Regions from separate parts of the Homo sapiens genome. Here region 1 is linked to region 2. Evidence: chromatin loops called from intact Hi-C (ENCODE). Cell type or tissue: mammary epithelial cell. All regions are shown on one strand. Each heading gives the region's core, and the rest is flanking DNA. Links, peaks and the distances in the headings are about the cores only. Region 1 overlaps ARHGEF10L (Rho guanine nucleotide exchange factor 10 like). Region 2 has its middle 39 kb from the start of TAS1R2.

Region 1 (5,368 bases), core at 265-5,264, 1.2 Mb after region 2:
CAGCCCCCACCCACTGCCCAGCCCTGCAGAGGCTGCTCTCACCCCTCCTTCCGGGCCCCTCACCTGCCATCCTGGAGCCCGAGGCAGATGGTTGGATGCACCGTGGCCGAGGGGTCAGCAACTGTCGGGCTCTCGTCTCTGCTCTCCGCCTCCTCCTCCAGCTCCGGGATATACTCCATGCAGAGCACAGGGGCTGCCAGTGGGAAGGACTTGACGGTGCGGGGCGAGGGCCGGTTCAAGGAAAAGATTTCCACCTGGCCCCCTGCGCCTTCCTGTCCGCCCCCGACCTGGGAGCAGAGACCCAGAGAGGCCATCAGGTGGGAACCACAGGAGGGAGCAGAGGAGGACCTCAGCCCCTGCTTTCCCAAGGACCCCATCCCCTGAGAGAAGCATCCCTTCTCCTGCCCACACACATCCTGCCTTCACAAAGGTCATTTATCCCCAGCTGCCATGGCAACAAATAAGCTTCAGGGCCCACAGGAAATCAGGTAAGGAGCTAAGGTGGACTAAATACTCAGTCAGCTTTCTATTTCCTCCTCTGCAGGGTGCATTTCAACCAATATAAAGTAAACATCTACTCCATCCCTTTAAAATGCCCTTCTCTGTGTTGACCATTGTTTTACCTCTGTGTCTAGCATATGATAGATACATACTCAATATATTCTTGTTGGATGGATGGATGGATAGATGGATGGATGGATGGATGGATGGATGGATGGATGGATGGACAGATGATAGACAGATAGATGGAAGGATGTATCGGTGAATGAATGGATGGGTGGGTGGGTGGATGGATGGACAGATAAATAAATGGATGGATTAAATATATATTCTTGTTGGATGGATAAATGGATAGGTAGGTGGGTGGGTGGATGGATAGATGGATAGGTGGGTGGATAGATGGATGGATGATGGATGGATGGATATACCATGTGCTAGATCATGGGAAATGATGAGGAACAAATCACTCTCAGAAGGGAAGCAGCAATGACAGGGCACAATTTGCAGCACAAGGAACATAGTGGAGGGTACCTCACTTGAATCAAGGGAGGCTTTGCCAGGAAGCCCAAGGATAGAAAGGTGGGCTGGAATGTCTGCATGAGTAGGGCACTAGCCAGCCCTGCCTCCTGACTCCAGGGGTGAAGATCCTGAGACCCAGGTCCTCTGCACAGCTCCCCCTTTCACTTCCTTCTCAGCCCTGTCACCATTTGCAAAAGGCACACTCTCTTTTTAGCTCCCTGGTTTTCTGTTGCCCCAGATGAGGTTGCACCTCCCAACTCCAAATGCAGTGCCTGGCACCAGAGGTGCCCAGGAAGACCTTGGTGGATGAAGCTGCATGAGATGAGGCAGGCAGCTGCTGTCTCCAGCACCCCCTCCCAGGTGCCGCTCTCCCTACTCCTGTCCTGAGGCCAGAATGCCCAGCTGGGCAGGGGGGTGACTCACCCAGAGGTAGCCCTGTGGAAGGGAGGTGCTGACTGCTGAGAAACCCAGCAGGGGACAGTTGACAGGACTGTGGACCAGGGCCCCAAGCTGCAGAGACAGAGACGGTACATGTGAGGTTAATCATCAAGGTGCCCAGATGCCAATATTTGGCAGATTCCTGGGCCCCATCCAACTCTCCCTGGATTAGAATCCCTGTGGGTGGGGGCCAGGAAAGCAACATGCTTCACGAGTGCCTGCTTCTCCAGGCAGTTCCTACACGCTCACATTTGTTCTTCCTTTCCTAGAACCTTCCGGCTAGAAGAGGCCTGCAAGAGGCTCTGTATCAGCCCAGGGTCTCTGAAAGTGAGCAGCTTTCAGATAAGATTTCTTGAAAGCCACCCACCCCTCCTTATTTTACAAACAGGGAAATGAGGGTCACAGAGGGCAGGTGACTACCCTAGACCACAGAGGAGGTGAGTGGCAGGGCTGGGCGGCTTGTGAGGGCCACGCACAGAAACCAGGGCTCAGCCTGTCACCGCTGTCACCAGTAACCACCTTCCGCCTGCTCCCCCCTGAATCAGCTGCCACAGACCCCATGTTGGGTGGCCTCTCTCTGAGGCCTGTCTCCTGAGCTAGACCTGGTCAGTCCCTCTCTCTGGCCAGGACAGCAATTCTAGGAAATGGCCTGGCCCACTCATGGGCCACACTGAAGGAGAAGACAGAGTAGAGACTGCTCTTGGCTGGAAGGAGGATGCAGCCGACCACTGGGCCCTTTTCCAGGCAGCTGCTGCCCTCTGCTGGTGCTAAAGGCCCCAGCCGTCCCTGGACCCATTGTTAGAATATTCTAACAAAATTTCTAATGGCCATGGGCGAGGGCCCTAAGAGGTCACCTCATCCAGCCTCCTCATTGCGCAGATGCCAACTTGAAGGTCAGAGGGAGGCGTGCCTGGCTCAATGTCACACAGCATGTTAGTGGCAGAGTGAGGGCTAGAATTCAAACCTTCAACATCTGGTTCAGGGCTCTTTCTATTCTGGTTGAATTTTACCCCAGAAGCCTGGCTGCACACCAGAGGCCTTGGCACTCTGGGGCCCCAGTTCTGCCTGCTGAAAAAGTGTGTCCTCACATTCAGAGCAGGGGGCTTCGCTAAGCCCGGCCTCTGGGCTCCCTGTCTTCTCTGCTTCCTGGTGGCAGCATCTAGTTGAGGGTGCATGCCCTTTCTGCTGGGCTGATGCTCTCTCTGCTCCCTTGGTGGAGACGAGGCCACGGCAGCCCCTGCTGAGGCATTTCCATGGCAACTCCAGTGGGCCCTGATGTCAGCTGAGTCAACAGAGCCGGGTCGAAGATGGTGGAAAATACTCAAATGGCTCCTCTCCTTCACAGGCAAGGCCCTAGCCCCTAAATGTCTTGCCTGTGCCAGGAAACTGGGAAGTCAAGGCACCCTATGCAGAAGAGAGGAGGGGAGCACGAAGCTGTGAAGGGAAGCAGCTTTAGGTACAGCCAACACGGCTCCAGCCCCAGCTCAGTGGTTACCATCTGGATGGTACTGAACAAATCAGGTCCTCACCTACAGAGCAGAGACCCTGAAATCTCTCAGGATGGCCGTGGGGACTGGAGAGGGAAAGTGTAAAGCACCCGGCCCAGGGCCAGGTACCCAGTACCCTGCAGCTACTAAGGCTTACCAAGGGCCTCTCATGGGATATTCTAGCACTTCACACACCTTAGCTCATTTCATCATCAGAGCAAGGCTATGAGGGCAGAGCCATCAAGGATGAGCAGGAGACAGGGTACACGGCCAACAGCAGTTCTGGCTGAGGTTGGTGAAGGTCAAGACACAGCCCAATGAGCTTGTGAGCTTTGGCCTAAGCAAGCCTGGCCACAGACCCCCTGTGGGTCTGGGCTACACCCCTTAGGCTCCCAAGGTGCTCGAGTTTTAAAGCATCTCAGAGCAGGCAGCACCCCCAGCCCCATCCCCAAGGCCCTGTCCCCAGGTGGGCTCTGAGACTGACCATCAGGGAAATGGGTTTGCGCTGAACCCTCCCTGCCCTCCTGCCACCCCTCCAGAGACAGCATTCCCCCTTGGATGGAGCCAGGGGTCCAAGAAGAACCTTCGACACCGTAGTAGTCAGGCGTTCAGAAATGCCACAGAATAGACTCCGGTGTCCTCACCTTCCTGGGGACCAGGGTGTCCTCAGGTGTTTGCTTCTGTTTCTTGACCCCTGAGCGCACCCCATGCAACTGGCTAAGCACTTGACCCAAATCATATCCTTTAATCCTCAAGGTGACCCAGTCAGGAAGGTGCTGTGACCACCCTAGTTTAAGATACCATGAGCTGAGGCAGCATTCCTGATGTCACACTGTTGGGACTCAATCCAAGGCAGGTGGCCCCTGCTGATGCTCCTTCACACTCCCAACTGATTCCCTTGAGTCAGAAGGCCTTGGTGTGGCCCAGCGTGGGCAGGGGCCACTGTCAGCACAGACAAGAGACCTACTCCTGCCTCCTGCCCCAACACCCCTGATCCCTTGAAGGAAAGAACCCAACACATCCTCATCCACTGGTACAGAGTGCCGACCCTGTCTACACTGTGGCCAGCAACTCCCTCTGCCCAGCCCAAGCCCTCCCTAGACAAATAGTCTGGGCCACTGCTCGCCATGAGGCCAGCCAGAGCTGGAGTCACCCCCTGCCCCAGGACCACCTGGAAACGTGGTGAGCTGGAAGGGGGCCTGGGCAGAGGTTCACACAGTCACATCTGCTTCTGCAGTAATTGGACAGGGCCTTGGTACTCCCAGGCCCTATTTCATCAGGCTGCCAGCACACAGCTGATGGGGCACATTTGTCTGGACTGGTGGTGGGGTGGGGTAGGGTGTGGGCAGAGGGGGACAGCGATTTGAGGCCTAGCTAGTGCAGCCAGGCAGGCTCTGCTCTGGCTTCTGGGAGCTCCACAGGCCCCTTACCACAGAGAGTCACTCGCCTCCCTCCACTAGCCCTGGCGCTCCTAAGGAGACAGTGAGCCGGGGCCAGCAGGACTGAGGATGCTTCTGGCCTACATATTCCTGGGCCCTGAGAGCTCGCACTGAGGAGGTTCGTGGGCCCTGGTTCCCCAGGTTCGAGGTGGCAGAGGCTCCCCACCTGGATGGGGGTTTCTTTTGGGGAGGCCTTGGAGGCAGTGGCCAGTTCTGTGACTCCACCACTGGGGTCTGATCTGTCAGGGCTCAGCCTGCATCCTGTGCTCTCAAGAGACCCAAGGCCCTGGGGGAGACAGGAGAATCCAACGCCCACCATAAAGTCACCCAGGGCCAGCCTTCTGCAGGGATGCGCTAAGGCCAAGCTGGCCGCAGGCACAGTGGGCCCTGATACTCCCTACTCCATGGTCGCTGCCTCCAGCCCAAGGCCCCAGGGCCCACAGGTAACCCCCCATCTGGCATACGCCATCTATCACCAGTTAAGCCTGTCCCACCCCAACACATCCCCAATGTGTCCACCTCCCTTGCCGACGGCCTCCACCAGGGCCAGGACTAGGGTGATAGACTGGGGCACCTAGCTTGGGTACAAAATTTAAAAGGGCACCAAAAACTCAGTCACAAAAATGTATATATATAGAGAGAGAGTAAGGCAACTTTAAAAAAATCAATATTAATGCAAAAAATCCACACTGAATAGTTATTTAAAAGTTTAAATACAGACAAAACTTCACCCTACACTTGCACGACCCTGGCTCACTTGCCTCACCCTAATCCTGGCCCTTTATGTATCAAGAGACAAAAAGAGCGGCCAAACCACAAGGAAAAATTTGCTGATTTGATTATATTTACGCACTGCATTAAAATAGTATTTATCTTAATTATTGAGATTTTTGACATCGGCTGAAATTTTGTGCCTGAGGCAAAGGCGCCTTACTCCAGTCACAGCCCTGGCCTCCGCCCACATCAAGTCTTGCCACGTCTCAG
Region 2 (5,345 bases), core at 346-5,345:
GTATGTAGTGGTGAGGAGCAGTGGGGAGGGCCTTGGACTTGAAGCTGGTGTCCCAGGGTGTATCCTGCTGCAGCCACTTGGGGTGTTGTGATGTTGGGTAAGCTACTGCCCCTCCCTGGGCTTATCCTAGCTGTAAATGAAATAAGAATAATCCATCACTGCAGGGAGATGTCTCCAGGCTACTTAACACACAGTAGCTACTATTATCATGTGTCTTAGCTTCAGATGCTATAACAAAATATTATAAACTGAGTGGGTTATAAACAACAGACCTTTATTTCTCATAGTTCTGGAGGCTGGAAGTCTGAGTTCAGGGTGCAAGCATAGTTGGGTCCTGGTGAGGGCCCTCCTCTGGTTGCAGATTGCTGACTTGTTATATCCTAACATGGTGGAAAGAGGGTGAGAGAACGCTGTGGGGTCCCTTTTAGAAGGGCACGAATCCCAGCCGGGCTTGGTGGCTCACGCCTGTAATCCCAGCACTTTGGGAGGCTGAGGCAGGCAGATCACCTGAGGTCAGAAGTTTGAGACCAGCCTGATCAACATGGAGAAACCCCGTCTCTACTAAAAATACAAAATTAGCCAGGTGTGGTGGCACATGCCTGTAATCCCAGCTACTCAGGAGTCTGAGGCAGGAGAATTGCTTGAACCTGGGAGGTGGAGGTTGCGGTGAGCCGAGATTGTGCCATTGCACTCCGGCCTGGGCAACAAGAGCAAAATACTGTCTCAAAAAAAAAAAAAAAAAAAAAAAAGAAAAGAAAAAAAAAAAAGGGCCGGGTGCGGTGGCTCACACCGGTAATCCCAGCACTTTGGGAGGCCGAGGTGAGCAGATCACGAGGTCAGGAGATGGAGAACATCCTGACTAACACGGTGAAACCCTGTCTCTACTAAAAATACAAAAAATTAGCTGGGCATGGTGGTGGGCGCCTGTAGTCCCAGCTAATCGGGAGGCTGAGGCAGGAGAATGGCGTGAACCTGGGAGGCGGAGCTTGCAGTGAGCCAAGATTGCACCACTGCACTCCAGCCTGGGTGACAGAGCGATACTCCGTCTCAAAAAAAAAAAAAAGAAGGGCACTAATCCCATTTGTGAGGGCTCCCTTCTTATGACCTAATCACCCCCAAAGACGCTGCCTCTCAATACCATCACATTAGGGATTAGTATTTTAACAGATGCATTTTTGGGGGACATAAACATTCAGTCCATAGCATCATGACTACTATTATTGTGAATTCTTAACCCCAACGGTCCATGATATGTATGCATTAACAAAAGGGAGGCAGGAATAGGGGTTGGCCTAGAGTTGAACTTAGGAAACTGGTAGAGTCCCCAGGTCTCCTCTGCCTCCAGGCTCCCTAGATCCTCTTGATCTAAGAGGGGGAGCTTCTCAGACTCTTTAAGGGCTTATCTCAGCCACTTTTGCCAGGGATGTGAAAAGACGGCCCCTGCTCCGCTGGAAAGAGTAATTCTTAACCCAGGGGAAGGAAGGAGCCAGTCACGCGAGAGGCAAGAGCTCTGGATTGGGAACCAGAAGACCTGGATCGATTCTTAGCCAGGCTGTTGGCTCCAGTGACCTTGGGCCCGTCACCCCTCCTCCCTGGGCCTCAGTCTCCCAATCTGGATCAGGTCATCTCTAAGCTAAGGCTGCTTCCCATCTGCATTCAGTCCAGCACAGCAGGACCTCAGCATCTCCCCATCCACCTGTGGCCTGGCCTTCCTCATCGCTCGTTCCGTTTGCTGTTTCTTGCCTCGGCCTCCCTATCTCCGTCCACAGCCCTTCTCACAGGGCGTCAGGTATGTGTACCTCGGTGTGGCTGAGAACAGGATTCCTGCAGCGGGCCTTCCTGTCCAGGGCAAGGCCTGGTGTGGGCAGGGGACCTGCGAATCCCATCACTTCACCCCAGCCTGCCTGCCTCCTGGGCGGCTCCCCTAAATCAGTGCCCTGCCTGTCAAAACATGAAACACAGTCAAGATATGAACCAAAATGAGGAGCTGGAGAACAAGAACTCTATGAAATCGCTATGATCCTCTTCCCTGGGCCAACCAATGGACCCCGTCACTCCCTGCCTCTGGGCCTGTTTCCCCATCCACGCAAGGAGAGTGGTCCCTAACTTGGACACAAATTTTCCCGGTGGTTCTGAAGACCAGCCTCATTCTAGTTCACTGGACTGGGGATGTCCCTGTGGCCCAGCTTGTTGTCAGGATAGCGGCCACAGCCCAGGTCCTTCTGGAAAGCTGATCCGAGAGCCAGGTGTGCGCTCTCTGCAGGGCACTTCCAGAAGCTGACAGCAGATGGTGCTGTTGGCCCCATTCCTGTGCAAAGGGAGGCTGAGCCGCTGCCAGGGGCTCCGTGCTTGGAAGTGCTGGGCAGGGCTTGAAGTCCCGTCTCTTCCAGGCCCAAGGCTGGACGCTTGGGTAGACACACACACACACAAACACACGATGCAGAGACACGGAGGTGCATGCGTGCAGGCTGTTCCCGTCTATCCAGAGTGTGGTGCCAAATGCCAGCCCCGACTGTTAACTCACCCAGTGTGTGTTTCTGTGTCACCTCTACGGCACGGGGTCTGCCAGGCTGCAGGTGTCGGAGAGAGGCAAGGGCCGAAAGCAGGGCGGTTTGTGTGGGTGAATGCAGGCACACAGGTGCTAGTGTCTGTGGTTCGTGTGTACGCAGTGCCCACGGAGACCCGTGTGTGCACGCGGGTGTGCGAGGGGGTGCGTGTTAAGCACCCCAACGCCGTGTCCCTCTGGGCGACTATTTGGCTGTGTGTGGGGAGATGTGTGCGTCTATGACTGTGCATACAGGCATCTGTGCTTGCGTGCACACGTGTGTTTGGTACGTGCGTGTGCTTGTGTGGTAATCACAACCTTTTGGCTGGGCTGATGGGACAGGAAGCAGGAGGAATGATGAATGGTTTGAGTAGTAGGGAGGGTGTGAGTAGACAGGCTGGAAAGACCAACCAACCTCTTTGTTAGGAGGGTGAAGGCTGAAGCAGGTGGACCCAGTGCGCAGAGACCCTGGCCCGGATCGGGGAGGGGCGCGCCAGTCCTCACGAGCTGCGGGGAGATGGCACTGCCACTCTCATCACGGGTTAAATGAGTGTCCTCGGCACCAGGCACTTGCTGGGCCCTTTCCACTCACACACACTCTCGTCTAACAACCCTTGACGTCCCCACAGTACAGAGGAGGAAACTGAGGCTGGGGGAGGTAGAGGAACTTGCCTGTGGTCAGTCAGCGAGGAGGTGGCGGAGCTGGGTGTTGAACCTAAGTCCAGCCCCAGGCCCTGTCAGCAAATCACCTTTGCCTCAAGCCAGCCTGGCAGGAGGGAGAGACGTGGTGCTGGTGATCACCGGTGGGGAGAGGCAGGGGAGAGTGGCAAGGATGAGAGGAGGGAAGGGAGCCCGTGACTCCTGGGGCAGTGGAAAATCCTGGCTTGGGAGCTAAGTGCTCCCTCAGAGCATTGGCCTCTGCCCTTAGCTGTGGGGTCAGCCCCTCAGAGCCTCAGTTTCCCTATCTGCCAGGCAACGGGCTCGGCCCAGGCATGCTATGCCCTGACAGCATGCAAGAGACCTTGTTGGGCACTGCCCCTTCCCCATTAAACAAATGTTTATTGGGCATCTACTATGCGACACTGGGGGGTGCCATGGGGAACAGGACAGGCCAGCTCTCCACCCTCATGAAGCCCAAACTCCAGTGCACAAGCCCAAATTCCCACAATAAAGGGAAGCGGGGAAGCGCCGAGACTGAAGTAAGTGAGGTAAGTGCTGTGAAGAATGGCCGGGGCGACTGGACAGACAGGGGCTGGGGCCGCTTGTGGCCAGGGAGGGAGGCTGTCGGGGAGGGGCAGCCGCAGCAGGTTCTGGGGAAAGCATCTTCCGGACAGAGGGATGGGGAGGGGGCAGGAGCTGGATGGGGCAGGGCCTCTCAGGATTTCATTCTCAGGGCAACAGGACGTCACCCAGAGAATTTAAGCAGGAGAGGACCCGATCTGATTCGTGCTTGAAAGATCACCAGATGCAATGTGGAGAATGCTCTATGGGGACCAATGACTGCAGAAGGAGACCAGGATGTGGCAGGGATTCTATAAAAAAGCCACCCTGAGCCGGTGCGTTTAGGGCACGGGGGGCCTGGGAAGCTGTGATTTGAACTCCGTACCGTTGAGCAAGCCCTCTACCTGGTTTCTCCCTTCCCCTTGGCCCCACCCTAAAGCAGGCTCTTTCCCCGGCTTATTTTCTTATGCCTGGGGTGACTTATTTTACCACTGTGAAGCCTGGGAGTGAGGTCTCCAGGCATAGACCCTCTATCCCAGCTCAGGGCTCGAATTCTAGCTGGTCTGTTATTGGCAGGATGACTTCAGTCAAGTTGCTTCTCTGAGAGCCTCAGTTTCCCCATCTGTAAAATGACGGTAATGATGCTTCTTAGAGCACCTGATGGTAGCAGTGAGGATGAAACAGGATGGAGCAGGCGAGGGCTCTGTGCAGTGCCTGTCACATCGTCAGAGCTGTTGTGATCTTGCTGATCACTAAGTGACCCATATGGCCTGGCACAAGTCACTGAAGTCTCTTAACGGCAGTTTTCTCCCTGTAGAATCCCTGAGAACTGGGAAAGCCTGTAACACATAGCAGGCGCTCAGGATGCTTGTGTTGGGGAGTTGCTCCAGCCTACCCAGCCTTCTTTGGCTGGGAGGCAGGAACCAGTCCGTTCTGCAGAGAGGTGGCTTTGGGGGCAGGGGTATGGCCAGGAGGGGGTCAGGCTCACGTGAGGTCCCATGGTCTCCTCCTCCATCTCCCTCAGCTCCCCCCCACCTCCCTCAGCTCCCCCTCCACCTGCCTTCCCTCCAGCCCTCCCTCCACCCTACACTGTGCCCCAGGGAGTGGGCATTTGGAAGTCTCCCAGTGCCCCTTCCCTTCTCTGATTTGCATGTTTAGAATGTATCTGCAGACGCATCTCTCTAGCACGGGGCCCAGCCTTTCTGCCTCCCTCCCTTCCTGCCTGCGTCTCTGGGAGCTGAGCTATCTGCATGCACGAGAACCGAGAAAAGCAGGTCCACCCGGCCCCTCCTCTCCAGAACCTTCTGAGATGCCCCGTCCCTATCCCTGCTGCCTCAGCCCTGCCAGGACAACAGTTCCATCTGGGGGGCGTTGGGATTTCTTTTTGCACACCCGCAGCTCGGTCTGCACCCGTGGGGGCTGTCTAGCTCAGCGGCTGCCGGGTGGCACTCTCAGATCACAGGCCTGACATTTCAGCGCTTGTGTCTCTGTGCCAGGCAGGCACCAGCCCGAGCAATCGATTCTCTCTGCATAATCGCTCAGCACCGTCCATAACATTTCATCAGCCCCCATTGGCCCT

What was found. Peaks named below come from ENCODE experiments on the same cell type or tissue, not always from the same donor. Only the 100,000 strongest peaks of a DNase experiment are listed, where the experiment ranks them.
Region 1: it touches region 2 in a loop (5-fold over the local background); 3 of 110 quality-filtered maps call a loop at or near these places.

The regions. Positions count from the first base shown.
Region 1 is chr1:17,650,798-17,656,165 of GRCh38, reverse strand. It overlaps ARHGEF10L (Rho guanine nucleotide exchange factor 10 like), which reads right to left. Exons shown (of 29, transcript NM_018125.4): 23 at 1,444-1,530; 24 at 64-287. Among named protein-coding and RNA genes, the nearest start is that of LINC02810, 64 kb to the left of the region's middle. In mammary epithelial cell, for the core only: a CTCF peak has its summit at 2,213 (motif pointing left); no DNase peak of the experiment used is centred there.
Region 2 is chr1:18,817,893-18,823,237 of GRCh38, reverse strand. No RefSeq gene overlaps it. Among named protein-coding and RNA genes, the nearest start is that of TAS1R2, 39 kb to the left of the region's middle. RefSeq lists a silencer at 2,159-2,337 and enhancers at 2,516-3,025, 3,026-3,535, 5,232-5,345. In mammary epithelial cell, for the core only: a CTCF peak has its summit at 2,280 (motif pointing right); no DNase peak of the experiment used is centred there.